Linked DNA regions of Homo sapiens: region 2 is linked to region 1. The links are chromatin contacts, found by Hi-C in ENCODE. All regions are on one chromosome and are shown on one strand. Each heading gives the region's core, a stretch centred on a gene start or an enhancer-like site at or near the end of the contact. The rest is flanking DNA. Distances are from core to core; before and after follow the strand shown. Region 1 overlaps LOC105379172 (a long non-coding RNA gene). Region 2 overlaps LOC105379173 (a long non-coding RNA gene).

Region 1 (7,002 bases), core at 2,884-5,383:
TATAAAAATAGCAATTAGGCCAGGCGCAGTGGCTTACGCCTGTAATCCCAGCACTTTGGGAGGCCGAGGAGGATGGATCACTTGAGGTCAGGAGTTCGAGACCAGTTTGGTCAGCATGGTGAGACCCTGTCTCTACTAAAAATACAAAAATTAGCCAGGTGTGATGGGGGCTTCCTGTAGTCCCAGCTACTTGGGAGGCTGAGGCAGGAGAATCACTTGACCCTGGTGGCAGAGGTTGCAATGAGCCAAGATTGCACCACTGCACTCCAGCTTGGGCAACAGAGCAAGACTCCATCTCAGAAAAAAACTAATATGGTCTAACCTAGTACTAATAAGTATTGACTCTAAATAACAATAATAATGATTAATTTTGGAGGATTTGAAAATAAAGTGGAACTAAAATACAAATTGTCTATAACAATTACATGTGAGAGGAGAGGTCTCTTGATTTCTTAGGTCTTTATAGTTTTTGATAGATGGTATGCTTTGTTAAATGAAGTATGTAAGTAAACTTTAGGAATATCAGCAACTAAATAGAAAGAGTATATGCAATTTTTAAAGCAGAAAAGTGTAAAAATGGCAAGGAGAGAGACAAAGGAAAAAACCCTCTATTAAAGTGATATAAGGCAGAAAGAAGAAAAAGGAGCAAAGACAACAATGCTGGATACAAACCAGAAAAATATTGATAGGAATATTCTAATATAGTGATATTCACAGATTGGATTTATCAGTTAAAGAACAGAAACTGAGACTGATTTATATGATATCTAGCTATATGCCATTTATAAGAGGCACAACTGTAATGACACAGAAAGTTTGAGAGTGAAGAAATGAAAAAAGGCATACTTGGAAAAAACAAACTACGACTAACGTGGTAGAGCAATATTAATTTCACACCAAACAGACTTTCAGGCAAAATCTGTATCAGAGATTGTGGAGATAGAATTAATTTACAGCTGGAAAGGAAAACCATCATGTTTATCTCTGGGGATGATTGGCTGTCTGGTTTTTGACTTTTGGTCAAGATAAGGGCAGTGGAATTTGTGATGTGTCGTTTAAGGTCCAAAACTCCTGTAGCGACTCTCAAGGTCAGTTTCTTTACCAATGAATTCCAGCTGGCTTAACTGGTGTGACAAGCTGGTTTGATTGTGGCCAGAAGGACTTAAAGCCCCCCTACTGAAAACTTCTCTTTGAGTTCTTCTGAAACTAAAATTCCTTGCACACATCTTGGTGGTTAAAGTTGGGCCCTGAGGAGCTTGCCTGCAATCACTTTCTCTTGCTACACTGTGTTCTTTGTCTTTAAAAGGCCTACAGGCATATATAGATGCTCCTCAATTTATGATAGGGTTATGTCCCAATAAACCTATTTTAAGTTTAAAATATTCTATGTTGAAAATGCATTTACTATACCTAACCTACCAAACATCATAGCTTAGTCTAGCCTACCTTAAATGTACTCAGAACACTTACTAATGCCTACAGTTGGGCAAAATAATCTAATATGAAGCCTATTTTATAAGAAAGTGTTAAAAATCTCATGTAACATTAAACACTGTATTGAAAGTAAGAAACAGAATACTGTATTGAAAGAAAGAAACTTACTAACACCTACAGTTGGGCAAAATAATCTAATATGAAGCCTTTTTGTAAGAAAGTGTTAAAAATCTCATGTAACTTATTAAATACTGTATTTAAAGTAAGAAACAGTATGGGTACTCAAAGTACAGTTTCTACTGAAAGTGTATCACTTTCACACCATCCATAAAGTAAAAAAAAATATTAAGTTGAACCATTGTAAGTCAGGAGCCATCTGTATTCTGGGAAGTCTGGTGAGTCCTTTCAAATATCCAAACTGGAGCAAACTTTGCAGAGGTAAAAAGGGTCAAAATATAATGAAAAAATAATATTTTACCTGGATGATGTAGCAATTACACAACCTATATGTGCCTAGAAATATAATCTTAACATACATAAGGCAGGCCAGGCGCGGTGGCTCACGCCTGTAATCCCAGCACTTTGGGAGGCCAAGGCGGGTGGATCACGAGGTCAGGAGATCGAGACCATCCTGGCTAACACGGTGAAACGCCATCTGTACTAAAAATACAAAAAAAAAATTAGCCGGGCGTAGTGGCGGGCGCCTGTAGTCCCAGCTACTCGGGAGGCTGAGGCAGGAGAACGGCATGAACCCGGGAGGCGGAGCTTGCAGTGAGCTGAGATTGCGCCACTGCACTCCAGCCTGGGCGACAAAGCGAGATTCTGTCTCAAAAAAAAAAAAAAAAAATACATAAGGCAAAAATATAGAAGAATTACTCAGAGGACAAATCTATAATCACTCCCCCTAGAAACTGTTAAATCAAGTACATTAAAATTAGTTAACATAGTTACATGGCGGAGTTGCATACATGTTCGCCAATAATCTGTTCTCTCTCTTTCTTTCGCGTCTCACTCTGTTGCCCAGGCTGGAGTGTAGTGGCGTGATCTCGGCTCACTGCAACCTCCACTTCCTGGATTCAAGTGATTCTCTTGCCTTAACCTCCCCAAGTAGCTGGGATTACAGGTGCACGCCACCACACCTGACCAATTTTTGTATTTTTAGTAGAGACGGGGTTTCACCATGTTGGCCAGGCTGGTCTCCAACTATTGACCTCAGGTGATCCACCAGCCTTGGCCTCCCAAAGTCCTGAAATTACAGGCGTAAGTAGTGTAGGGTTGTGGCTGGGAAAATTATGTAGTTTTTCTGCTCCTATGTTCACTTCTTGTGACTGTCTCTGCTTCCACAGCCAAGGCATGGGAAGATGGGGGAAAAAAAAAAAGCAACATATATTTCCCCCATGCTTTTGGGACCCAAGTCCTGGCCAGAGAGAAGAGCTCTCTTCCCTTAGAGTTTCAGGTGCTTGCACAGCTGCCACTGCCTCTATGTCTGTTGCTCCAGGGGATTGCCTGGGGGCAGCAATAAGAGAGAACAGAAAAGAACACCCCAAGGGATTTTCTTCACTCTGATCCTTAAAGGCTCCCTTTTCTGCTTTTTGGACCAGAATGAGAGGACTTCTCTTGCAGCTCTTTCTATTTGCACCTACTGTGGAGTTCTGGGTTTTGGGATGCTTTTGAATCTAAGGCCAGAAAATAGCGGGAGAGGAGGACAAAACTCACCAGTGGATTGATCTTACATTGAGTTCTGTTTTGTCTCTCAAACCAGTCTGCTATTATTTACTTTTTAGAGTCCCTAGATAACTGCTCCCTGCCTTCTGTGCAGGGTTTTTAGTTGCTTCATTGAATGAGGCAGGGTGCATCTTACTTCATCTTAACTGCAACCACCCACTGGAATCATTATCTTTTAATTGAAAATCAGTGGTTTTACATTTTGTTCTTCCAGAGTGCATTTAACATGAGCCCAAGGCATCTCTTCTTTCCTTAGCTTTTTCAATCTTCCATCAGGAATAAACATGAGATGATTTTTAAAAATTTACTAACTACACATATTCTTTTTCTTGTATATGGGCACAAGATACTAGAAGGAGAGGAAATCACTACCTCAGTGAACATGCATGTACTTCAAGACCTATTTGGAGTTTTTAAGAAAAGATTTCTTCACTCATTGCACCTAGGCTTTCAAATGGAAAAGAATAGCCTGAAATGCATTAGAGCAGCAAGTTTCTCATGTGAAACTTCATTTCCTGGCAGCCTCTTTCTGAAGAGACCAAGCAACATCCTGTGTTGCTCTGAAAGCATGGGGCAGCCACCCTAGGCTGTCAACCCAGCCAGGCTCCACTTCAAAGACTGACTACAGTGCTAGTTCAGCACTTAGCAATTAACATTGCACAGACGACATGGCTGACCTTTATTTTGAAAGTGTTTTTTACAGTTTCAGAATGTATCTAGAGAAAGAGCTTATAATATATTCTTCAGTTAAAAGCAACAAAGAGAAAACTTGCTTCTCATTTCCAACAGGGAATGACTCTTGTGTATAAAAAATTCAAAATTCAATAAACAACTATAAGGCATTTTTCGTATGTACACAACCACAATAAAAACACTGTCTTGAATTTGGCACAGCATAATTTCTTGAGAACAAAGAGCCATTATTATCACCATCACCACTACCACCACAACAAGGCAGGGGGCCAAGGAAGGGGAAGACAGAGAAAGAGAGACAGAGAGAGAGAGAATGTAATTTAGTTGATTGGGCCTTTTATGGTTTGAGAAATGATCATTAATTGCAGTTTGTTCTTAAAACAGTAGATGGCTCCTTAGACCTGAAATAGTTGAGAATATATATATATATATATATATATATATTTTTTTTTTTTTTTTTTTGAGATGGAGTCTTGCTCAGTTGCCCAGGCTGGAGTGCAGTGGCGCGATCTCGGCTCACTGCAAGCTCTGCCTCCTGGGTTCACGCCATTCTCCTGTCTCAGCCTCCCGAGTCACGCCCACCACCACGCCTGGCTAATTTTTTTTGTATTTTTAGTAAAGACGGGATTTCACCATGTTAGCCAGGATAGTCTCGATCTCCTGACCTCATGATTTGCTCACCTCGGCCTCCCAAAGTGCTGGGATTACAGATGTGAGCCACCGCGCCCGGCCGAGAATGATATTTTTGTAAGGACAGTGTAGAAATATAATTCAAATAGGGAAATCTGGTGCTGGGTCCTTTTACTAGAAAGGGAATCTATTGTACATTATGAGGTCAGGCAGTCAGAAATGTATTATCAGAACTTCCCAGAATTGGTGTTGTTGAGGGTGATTCAATGATAAAGAGTCATAAAATCCAATTTTGTTACCCTTTTGCCGTGGGATCTAGCATAACATTGTTGGTATTCTTGCCATGGTTGCAATTGTCTCTAGGGTCAGGAGATGCTTCAGTAAGCGCAGAACTCACTAGCCGTAACAGATGAAATAGGAAGAATTGCCACTAAATGAGCTCTTTTGAAAGAGTTGGAGTTATTTTCTGTTTTGGGAATGAGAAATAAGAGTATAGAATTTGGCAATATTAGCAAGATGAAACTTCCTCATGACACCATAAATTTATTCTAAATAAAAATGGAGAGGTTGAACAGAGATCTTTGGTTTTAATGCAAATGCCAGAGAATTACTTTGCAACAGAAGCTTGGGAAGCACTAGTTTGTAACCTTTTTGATGAGGGAATCAATATACTTGGAGGTGAAAGATTCATGCACACTTAGAAATAAGCAGCTGGGCCTCTGGAAGAACAGGAATGGGAAGTTGGGTCTACAGTCAAAGCAATAGGAGTGTCCTGCCCTTAATTTGACTCATTTAGCCTTTGCCCATCTGCTTCTATTTTGATAAGAAATATCTCCTTGATCCTCTGCTCTAATTTTTTAAATCTTCCTCCTAACTTCTGCTTACTCATAGTTTTGTTTCCCTCGTAATTTCTGTTTGAACATGGTCTGTCGTGGTTTTCTTGCTCAATTTCTACATTAGATCATCTCACTTCTGCTTCATTTTGTTGACCTCACCTTTCCTTTGTTATTTCCTTGGTTAAAATTCCTGAGGAAGAGAAATTGATGAGCTGATCTCAATTCTTGTCCCAGGACTCCCAGGACACATTGTATTTTGTTGGCAATTTTTGGTTTAACATTCTTTTGGGTCAGGTGTCCTCCCATATATCTGGCAAGGCTGGAAAGGATATAAAGCATGTTTGCATAAGTCCAGCTTCTTCTGCATGGTGAGGGACAGGGTAGAGGACCTAGAACCAGAAATTGGTTTATTTAGAACTATGGTGACCACATGTCCAAGTTTTTCTGGAAGATTCACAATTTCAATATGCTGTCTTGCATCCAGTGTAGTTTAGTATTTGTCTCAGGCTTTTCATTTTTTAATAAAATTTAAAAAATTAATACTTGTGGTGGTGGACATGGATATACATTGCCAAAATCTACCTTTCAGGAAGGATTTGCTTTCTAGCTGGTGGAGTGCAGTCAACAGAAACCTCCAGCTGTCAGCTTCTTTGGGATTTGCTTGAGCTGCAGTGAACTGCATTGTCGAAGGTCATATCTTTTCCAAGCCAGCCTGTGTCTGGTGACTGACTGAGGTGGGGGAATAAAGTCCTGGCCATTTCACCCTAATGGGGGAGGTCCCTGTATTAGTTTGTTTTCATACTGCTGTAAAGAAATACCAGAAACCAGTTTACTTATAAGAAAAGGGGTTTAATTGACTCACAGCTTCACAGACTATAAAGGAAGCATGGCTTGGGAAGCCCCAGGAAACTCACAATCATGGCTGGTGTTGAGTCCCTGTAGCTTTTCCAGGTGCACAGAGAAAGCTTCTCACGGATCTACAATTCTGGGGTCTGGAGGACGGTGACCCTCTTCTTGCAGTTCCACTAGGCAGTGCTCCAGTGGGGACTCTGAGTGGGGTCTCCAACCACACATTTCCCCTGCACATTGCCCTAGTAGAGGTTCTCCATGAGAGCTTTGCTCCTGCAGCAGACTTCTGCCTGGACATGCATTTCCATACATCCTCTGAAATCTAGGTGGAGGCTCACAAACCTCAACTCTTGCCCTCTGCACACCTGCAGGTTTAACACCATGTGGAAGCAGCCAAAGCTGATAGTTTGCATCCTCTGGAACAGTGGCCTGAGACATATTTGGGACCCTTTTAGCCATAGCTGGAGCTGGAGCAACTGGGATGCAGGGAGCAGTGTCCTGAGGTTAGGACCCTAACTCAGGGCAGCAGGGCCCTGGACTCAGTCCACAAAACCATTCTTCCCTCCTAGGCCTCTGGGCCTGTGATGGTAGGGGCTGCCAGGAAGGTCTCTGAAATACCTTTGAGGCATTTTCCCCAGTGTCTTGGCTATTAACATTCAGCTCCTCTTTATGCAAATTTTTGCAGCTGGCTTGAATTTTTCTCCAGAAGGTGGGTTTTTCTTTTCTACCACATGGTCAGGCTGCAAATTTTCTAAACTTTTATGCTATGTTTTTCTTTTAAATATTAGTTCTAGTTTCAGATCATCTCTTTGCTCATGCATATGACCAAATGCTG
Region 2 (7,002 bases), core at 3,136-5,635, 350 kb before region 1:
CCTCAGCCAGAATTACTATAATTACAAAGAAATTAGAGAGATATTAAGACACTTTGAGTAAGTAAAATGTACATGAAATATACAAATTCATAGAAAACACAGCTTAACAAAACTATAACAAGATGGAAAACTTCATAGTCCTCTATTAAAGAAATTAAATCCTCTTTAAAAGCTTTTCCACAGAGAAAACTTCAGTCTTGGATGACTTTACTGGTAAGTTCTACCAAACACTTACAGAAGAAATAACAAAGTTGTATAACAAAATTTCAGAAGTAATAAGGATTTCTTTTTTCTTTTTCTTTTTTTTTTTTTTTGAGACAGAGTCTCACTCTGTCACCCAAGCTGGAGTGCAGTGGCACTGTCTTGGCTCACTGCAACCTCCGCCTTCCAGGTTCAAGCGATTCTCCTGCCTCAGCCTCCCAAGCAGCTTGGGATTACAGGTGCGCACCACTGCGCCCGACTGATTTTTGTATGTATTTTTTTTAGTAGCGACAGGGTTTGACCGTGTTGGCCAGGCTGTTCTTGAACTCCTGACCTCAAGTGGTCTGCCCACTTCGGCCTCCCAAAGTGCTGGGATTACAGGCGCCTGGCCAGGATTCCTTAAATAAGGTAAAAGAAAATGTAACTCTAAATGAAGTGATTGATATATTTGACTATACTAGAATGCATTCACCAAAAAACACCATTTACAAAAACAAAAAGCCTGTAGAGTTGGGAAATATATTAATTCATATAACCGTCAAAGGACAGGTGTCCAGGTATGTAAAGTACTTCTGTATACCAAAGAAAAGGAACACCCAATAGAAAAATGGGCAAAAACCTTAATGAAGCACTTCATAAAAGAAAAAATTATCTAATAAACATACAGAGAAGTGCTTTATCTCATTCTGTAAAACTCTGCATAGGTTCGGAATTGGCCATGGCGAAGTGTTAACTGTGCTGCTGTCTAATGTGGAATGTAGTGGCAGATGAACCTGGGAAGAGGAGAAACAAGAAAAGGGCTGAAAGGGGGAAGAGATGGTAGAAGAAAAAAAATACGTTGGATACAGTGGAACCACCAGGTGGCGCCACGCTACAATATGACTCTTGGAAGTCTCCTTTTAAAGAGAGAGCAAGGTAATTTCTTAGTCGTCATTGCAGATGTTTCTGCAGCCAATAGTGAAATATTTGACAAAATTGAAGCATTTCCAAACCAGGAAATGTCATAGAATTTTAGGTTCTAGTTGGATAATCTTTGGATAACAGTGAATGATAGTATGGTATTAGCAATACTCTAATATGTATATTGTTTGTAAATGTGGGCATAGGATTTGCAATACTCAGTAAGCATTGGATTTTTTCAGGGACCACAAGAGAAACCTACCAGAAAATACAAATGGTCCAACTCTGAATGGGAATGAAAAACATACCTGTACAAAATATGCACTAAAAAAAAAAAATCAGAAGTCTAACAATATATATTGAACAACTGTGTATTACAAAGACTCCCTGGCAAGTTCTCATCTGTTCTGACCAGTTGGTATTTTCAGCGTTCTTCTTTCACTTTGGCCATTTTGGTTGGTATGTAATGGTATTGTGGTTTTAGTTTGCATTTCCCTAGTTATTAGTGGGGTTGAGCACCTTTTTCATATTACTATAGGCCATTTCCTCTTTTATGAAATGCCTTTGTAAGTATTCTTTTCTAAATCGATTTCGAGGTGTTCTTTATATATTCTGGATCTGACTCCTTTGTCAGCTATACCTGTGGCAAATAGCTTGTCCCTCTCTGACTTGCTTTGTCATACACTTAATGGTGTCTCTTGAGAAGTTCTTAACTTTAAACTAGAGAAATGTATTATTCTTTTCCTTTATAGTTAGTGCTTTTTGTGTTGCAGGGTTTTTATTAAATCATTTTCTACTGACTTTTTTTTTTTTGAAATGGAGCCTTGTTCTGTAGCCTAGGCTAGAGTGCAGTGGCGCCATCTCAGCTCACTGCAGCCTCTGCCTCCTGGGTTCAAGTGATTCTCCTGCCTCAGCTTCCCGAGTAGCTGGATTTATAGATGTCCACCACCACTCCCGTCTAATTTTTGTATTTTTAGTAGAGACAGGGTTTCACCATGTTGGCCAGGCTAGTCTCAAACTCCTGACCTCAAGTAATCCACCCACCTCAGCCTCCCAAAGTGTTGGAATTACAGGCGTGAGCCACTGCACCCAGCCTTTGTGTTCTGCTTAAGAAGTCCTTACTCTAAGTTCATGATTATATTCTGTGTTACATTTTAAATGTTTTGCCTTTTAAATTTAGCTCTAAAACAGATCTGGAATAGATGTTTATGTGTAGTATGAGGTAGGAGTCAGGTTTCATTCCTCTACCTACAGATTGTTCCTGCACCATTTATTGAAAAGACATTTTGTCTAGTGCACTTCACTGCCATCTTTGCTGTAAATCAAGTGTCCATATATACTTGAGTGTCCAGTATACTTGAGTTTATTTCTGGGGTCTGTATTCTGTTTCATTAGCCTGTTTATTTCTCCATTTTCCAATACCACACTCTTAATTACTCTAGTATTACACATATCAATATCTTAATGAGAAAGTTCTCTAACCCTGTTCTCCTTTTTTGATGTCTTGTATCATTGTATTTCCAAAAAATTTTAGAACCAGCTTACCAACTTACACACAAGTACACTTACACATATGCATACAATTGCAATTTTCATTGTGATTTTCTTGAATCTATATATCATTTTGAAGGAGAGTAACATCTTGAAATTTAGTCTTCTGATCTATGAATGTAGTATATTTCTCCACTTAGATTTTCTATTGCTCTGTTTTATTGTTTTGGTTTAAGAGTTTCATACTTTTTATGTAAGATTTATTTTTAAGCAGTATGTTTGATGCTATTATAAATAGTAGCTTCTAAATTTTCAGTTGTTAATTATTCTCTCTTTTAAGAGATGGTTTCTTGCTCTGTTGCCCAGGCTGGAGTGCAGTGGTGCAATCACAGCTGACTATAGCCTCGACCTCCTCCAAGGTAGAAGGGACTACAAGTGCACACCACATGGACCCAGCTAATTTTTTAATGTTTTTGTAGAGACGGGGTCTACTAATTTTGCCCAAGCTGGTCTTGAACTCCTAGGCTCAAGTGATTCTCCTGCCTTGGCTTTCCAAAGTGTTGGGATTACACTTACGAGCCACTGTGCCCAGACTTTGATTATTTTTTGTCAAATAGAAATAAAATTGATTTTTTAATGTTGTTCCAGTGTCCAACAGTCTTACCAAACTCACTGAATCCTAATAATAATAATAATCTCAGATTTTCTATATAGACATGTAATCTGCAGCTAAAGGCAGTTCTATTTCTTCCTTTCTAATTCTTATGCCTTTTATTTTTTCAGTTACCCAGAACTTCCAATATAATGAATAGAAGTGATGATAGAGAAAAACTGTCAACAATAAATACACTGTGTGCAGTAAGTTTTATGTATTAACTCTTTGTCAGATTAAGAAAGTTCCCTTCGATTTATAATTTGCTGGAACTTTTTAATTATTAATAAATGTCAGACTCTATCAAATGCTTTTTCTGCATGTATTGAAATAATTGTGGGTTCTTGCTCCTTTATTCTATTAACATGTCCCAATTACTATGGCTGTGTAACAAATCAACCCAAAATTTAGTGGCATGAAACAACCATTTATTATGCTTGTTTATTGTTCAGGAATTTGCACAGGGTTTAGAAAAGCTGGCTTTTCTGTGCTCCACAGTGATTAAGGCCTTAGCTGAAAGATTCAGGCTCAGGACAGGAATTATTTGAAAGCTCATAGCTGAGAGTTAATGCTGGCTGTTGTTTGAGGCCTCTATTCCTGACCACGTGAACCTCTCCATGTGATCTCTCCATATGGGCTGTTTTGGCCTGCCTCAGATCATGGAGGTTGAGTTTCAAGGGCAAGTATCGCAAAAGAGAGAGCCAGGCAAGCTGTATCACAGTGTGTCACCCAGGTTCAGTGACAGGGAAGCAGAGGAAATTGTTGATAAAAAGTAACAAGGTTCTAGAAGACCATGTCAGAGAATATTGCTGTGGCTGTTTTTGAAAAATACAGTCTGCCACCCTGGTGTCCTAGTAGTCATGCCCTTTGCCATTTTCTACTGTATCATCCCCTTGGTTATGATTGAGACCTGTGAGTTGCTTCACAGCAATAGAAAATGGCAAAGGTGGTGTAATGTAGCTGCACGATTATGTTACACTGTATAAGACTCCATCTTGCTAGCAAACTAGCTCTAGGCTCTCCTTGGCTTAATGAAGTGCACATGTTGAGGAGGCACATGGGGACATGAACTGCAGGAGGCCTCTAGGAGCTAAGGGAGGACTGCAGCCAATAGTCAGCAAGAAGCCAGAGCCCTCAGCTCCCCAGCCACAGGAAATAGATTCTGTTAACCATTTGCGTGAGATCGAAAGTGGCTTCTTCCCTAGTTAAGCCTAGACAAAAACAGGCTACAGTTCAGTGATCTCTGAAGGTAGTACTGAAAAATTCAGTGTCCTGTTGGATAAGGTGCTCATCCTTTCTAAATTTCAGTTTCCTAATTTTTAATGACAATATTGTTATCTGTAGGGGTTCAAATAAAGTCCATTCCATTCTGATTGGGAGAGCACAGTGTATATTTTACACTGGAATACTTGAAATGCATTTTATATAACATTTAAAATACATATTTCAAAAATATTTCTTTAAATTATCAATATTAAAAGTAATATTATTTAAATTATTATCAAATAAAATCTCTCTGTCAACAACAGAAAACCCAATTTAAAATGGGCAGAAGGTCGAGCAATGCCTGTAATCCCAATACTTTGGGAGGCCAAGGCAGGAGGATATCTTGAGTTCAGGAGTTTGAGACTAGCCTGGGCAACATAGAGAGACCCCATCTCTACAGAACATTTTAAAAATTAGCCGGGCATGGAGGCGCGTGCCTGCAGTCTCAGCTACTTTGGAGGCCATTCAGGAGCGTCACTTGATCCTGGGAGGTTGAGGCTGCAGTGAGCCGTAATCACACCACTGCACTTCAGCCTGGGTGACAGAGGGAGACTCTGCCAAAAAGGGGTTGGGGGCAGCAAAAATGGCCGAGCACTGTGGCTCACACTAGAATCCCAGCACTTTGGTAGGCTAAGGCAGGAAGATTACTTGAGCCCAAGAGTTCACGACCAGCCTGGGCATCATGGTGAGACCCTGTCTCCACAAAAAATTTAAAGATTAGCCAGGCGTGGTGGCAGATACCTGTAATCCCAGCTACTCAGGAGGCTGAGGTGGGAGGATCGCTTCAGCCCAAGAGATGAGGCTGCAGTGAGCCCTGATTTTGCCACTGCACTCCAGCCTGGGTGACAGAATGATACCCTGTCTTTAAAAAAAAGGTAAAAGATTTGAATAGATATTTCTCCAAAGAAGATAACAGTTGGCCAACAAGCACATGAAAAGTGGTTCAGTGTCACTAATCCACAAGTCAAAATCACAACAAAATACCACCTCACACCCATGAGGATGGTTACTGTCAAAAAAATTGAAAATAACAATTGTTAGAGAGCATGTAGAGATATTAGAAGTCATGTACACTCTTGATGGGAATGTAAGTAATGCAACTGCTTTGGAAAATAATATGTAAGTTCCTCAAAATATTAAACATGGAATTACCATATGATCCAGCAGTTCCACTTCTGGGTACATATATATGTGTGTGTGTGTATATATACATATATGTGTATATATATGTGTGTGTGTATATATACATATATGTGTATATATATATATGTATATATGTGCAAAAGAATTGAGAGTAGGGTCTCAAAGAGATATTTGTACACCCTTGTTCATAGCAATATTATCAGCAATGGCTAAGGTGGAAGCAACCCAAGTGCCCATCAGTGGATGAATGGATAAAATGCTGGATGCATACAATGAATGAAACATTATTAACCTTGAAAAGGAAAGAAATTCTGACATGCTGCAAAATGGATGAACCTTTTTACAATTGTTTTAATTTTTTTTCTTTTTCTTTTTTTTTTTTTTTTTTTTTTTTGAGACGGAGTTTCGCTCTTGTTGCCCAGGCTGGAGTGCAGTGGTGTGATCTTGGCTCACTGCAACCTCCGCCTCCTGGTTTCAAGTGATTCTCCTGAGCCTCCCGAGTAGCTGGGATTACAGGCATGCACCACCATGCTCGGCTGATTTTTGTATTTTTAGTAGAGACAGGGTTTCTCCATGTTGGCCAGGCTAGTCTTGAACTCCCAACCTCAGGTGATCCGCCCACCTCGGCCTCCCAAAGTGCTGGGATTACAGGCGTGAGCCACCATGCCCAGCCAATTGTTTTAATTTTTAATTTTTTTTTTTTGAGATGGAATCTCGTTCTGTCACCCAGGCTGGAGTGCGGTGGCACGATCTCAGCTCATTGCAACCTCCGCCTCCCACATTCAACTGATTCTTCTGCCTCAGCCTCCCTGAGTAGCTGGAATTACAGGCATGTGCCACCATGCCCAGCTAATTTTTGTATTTTTAGTAGAGACGGGGTTTCACCATGTTGGCCAGGCTGGTCTCGAGCTCCTGACCTCAGGTGATCTGCCCACCTGGGCCTCCCAAAGTGCTGGGATTACAGGTGTGAGCCACTGCACCCAGCCAATTTTTTTAATTTTTAACTTTTGTGGGTACATAGGTATATATATTTATGGGGTACATGAGATGTTTTGATACAGGCATGCAACATGAAATAATCAGAGGGAGAATGGGGCATCCATTCCCTCAAACGTTTATCTTTTATATTACAAGCAATCCAATTACACACTTTTATTTAAAAATGTATATTACTGACTGTAGTTACCCTATTGTGCTGTCAAATAGTAAGTCTTACTCATTCTAACTATGTTTTTGTACCTCTGGTAACCACCCTTCTACTCTCTATGTCCATGAATTCAATTGTTTTGATTTTTAGATCACACACGTGAGAACGTGTGATGTTTGTCTTTCTGTGCCTGACTTATTTC

The links. A loop is a pair of places that touch in the nucleus more often than their neighbours do. Pooled maps may share reads with other maps.
Region 2: a loop to region 1 is called in a map with no recorded cell type, with 7 times the contacts of the local background. The contact joins two enhancer-like sites. A Hi-C loop is called at or near these places in 1 of 168 maps with a recorded cell type or tissue (CD4-positive, alpha-beta memory T cell), 4 of 37 single-sample maps with no recorded cell type and 14 of 50 pooled maps.

The regions. Positions count from the first base shown.
Region 1 is chr5:131,066,207-131,073,208 of GRCh38, reverse strand. LOC105379172 (a long non-coding RNA gene) reads right to left here. Exons shown (of 5, transcript XR_007058928.1): 5 at 4,659-4,948. Among named protein-coding and RNA genes, the nearest start is that of HINT1, 96 kb to the left of the region's middle. Within about 2 kb of position 4,133, at least 6 of the 41 ENCODE cell types and tissues checked have a DNase peak (open chromatin) inside an H3K27ac peak, as active enhancers do.
Region 2 is chr5:131,411,519-131,418,520 of GRCh38, reverse strand. LOC105379173 (a long non-coding RNA gene) reads left to right here. Exons shown (of 3, transcript XR_007058929.1): 2 at 1,344-3,450. Among named protein-coding and RNA genes, the nearest start is that of CDC42SE2, 150 kb to the right of the region's middle. Within about 2 kb of position 4,385, at least 3 of the 41 ENCODE cell types and tissues checked have a DNase peak (open chromatin) inside an H3K27ac peak, as active enhancers do.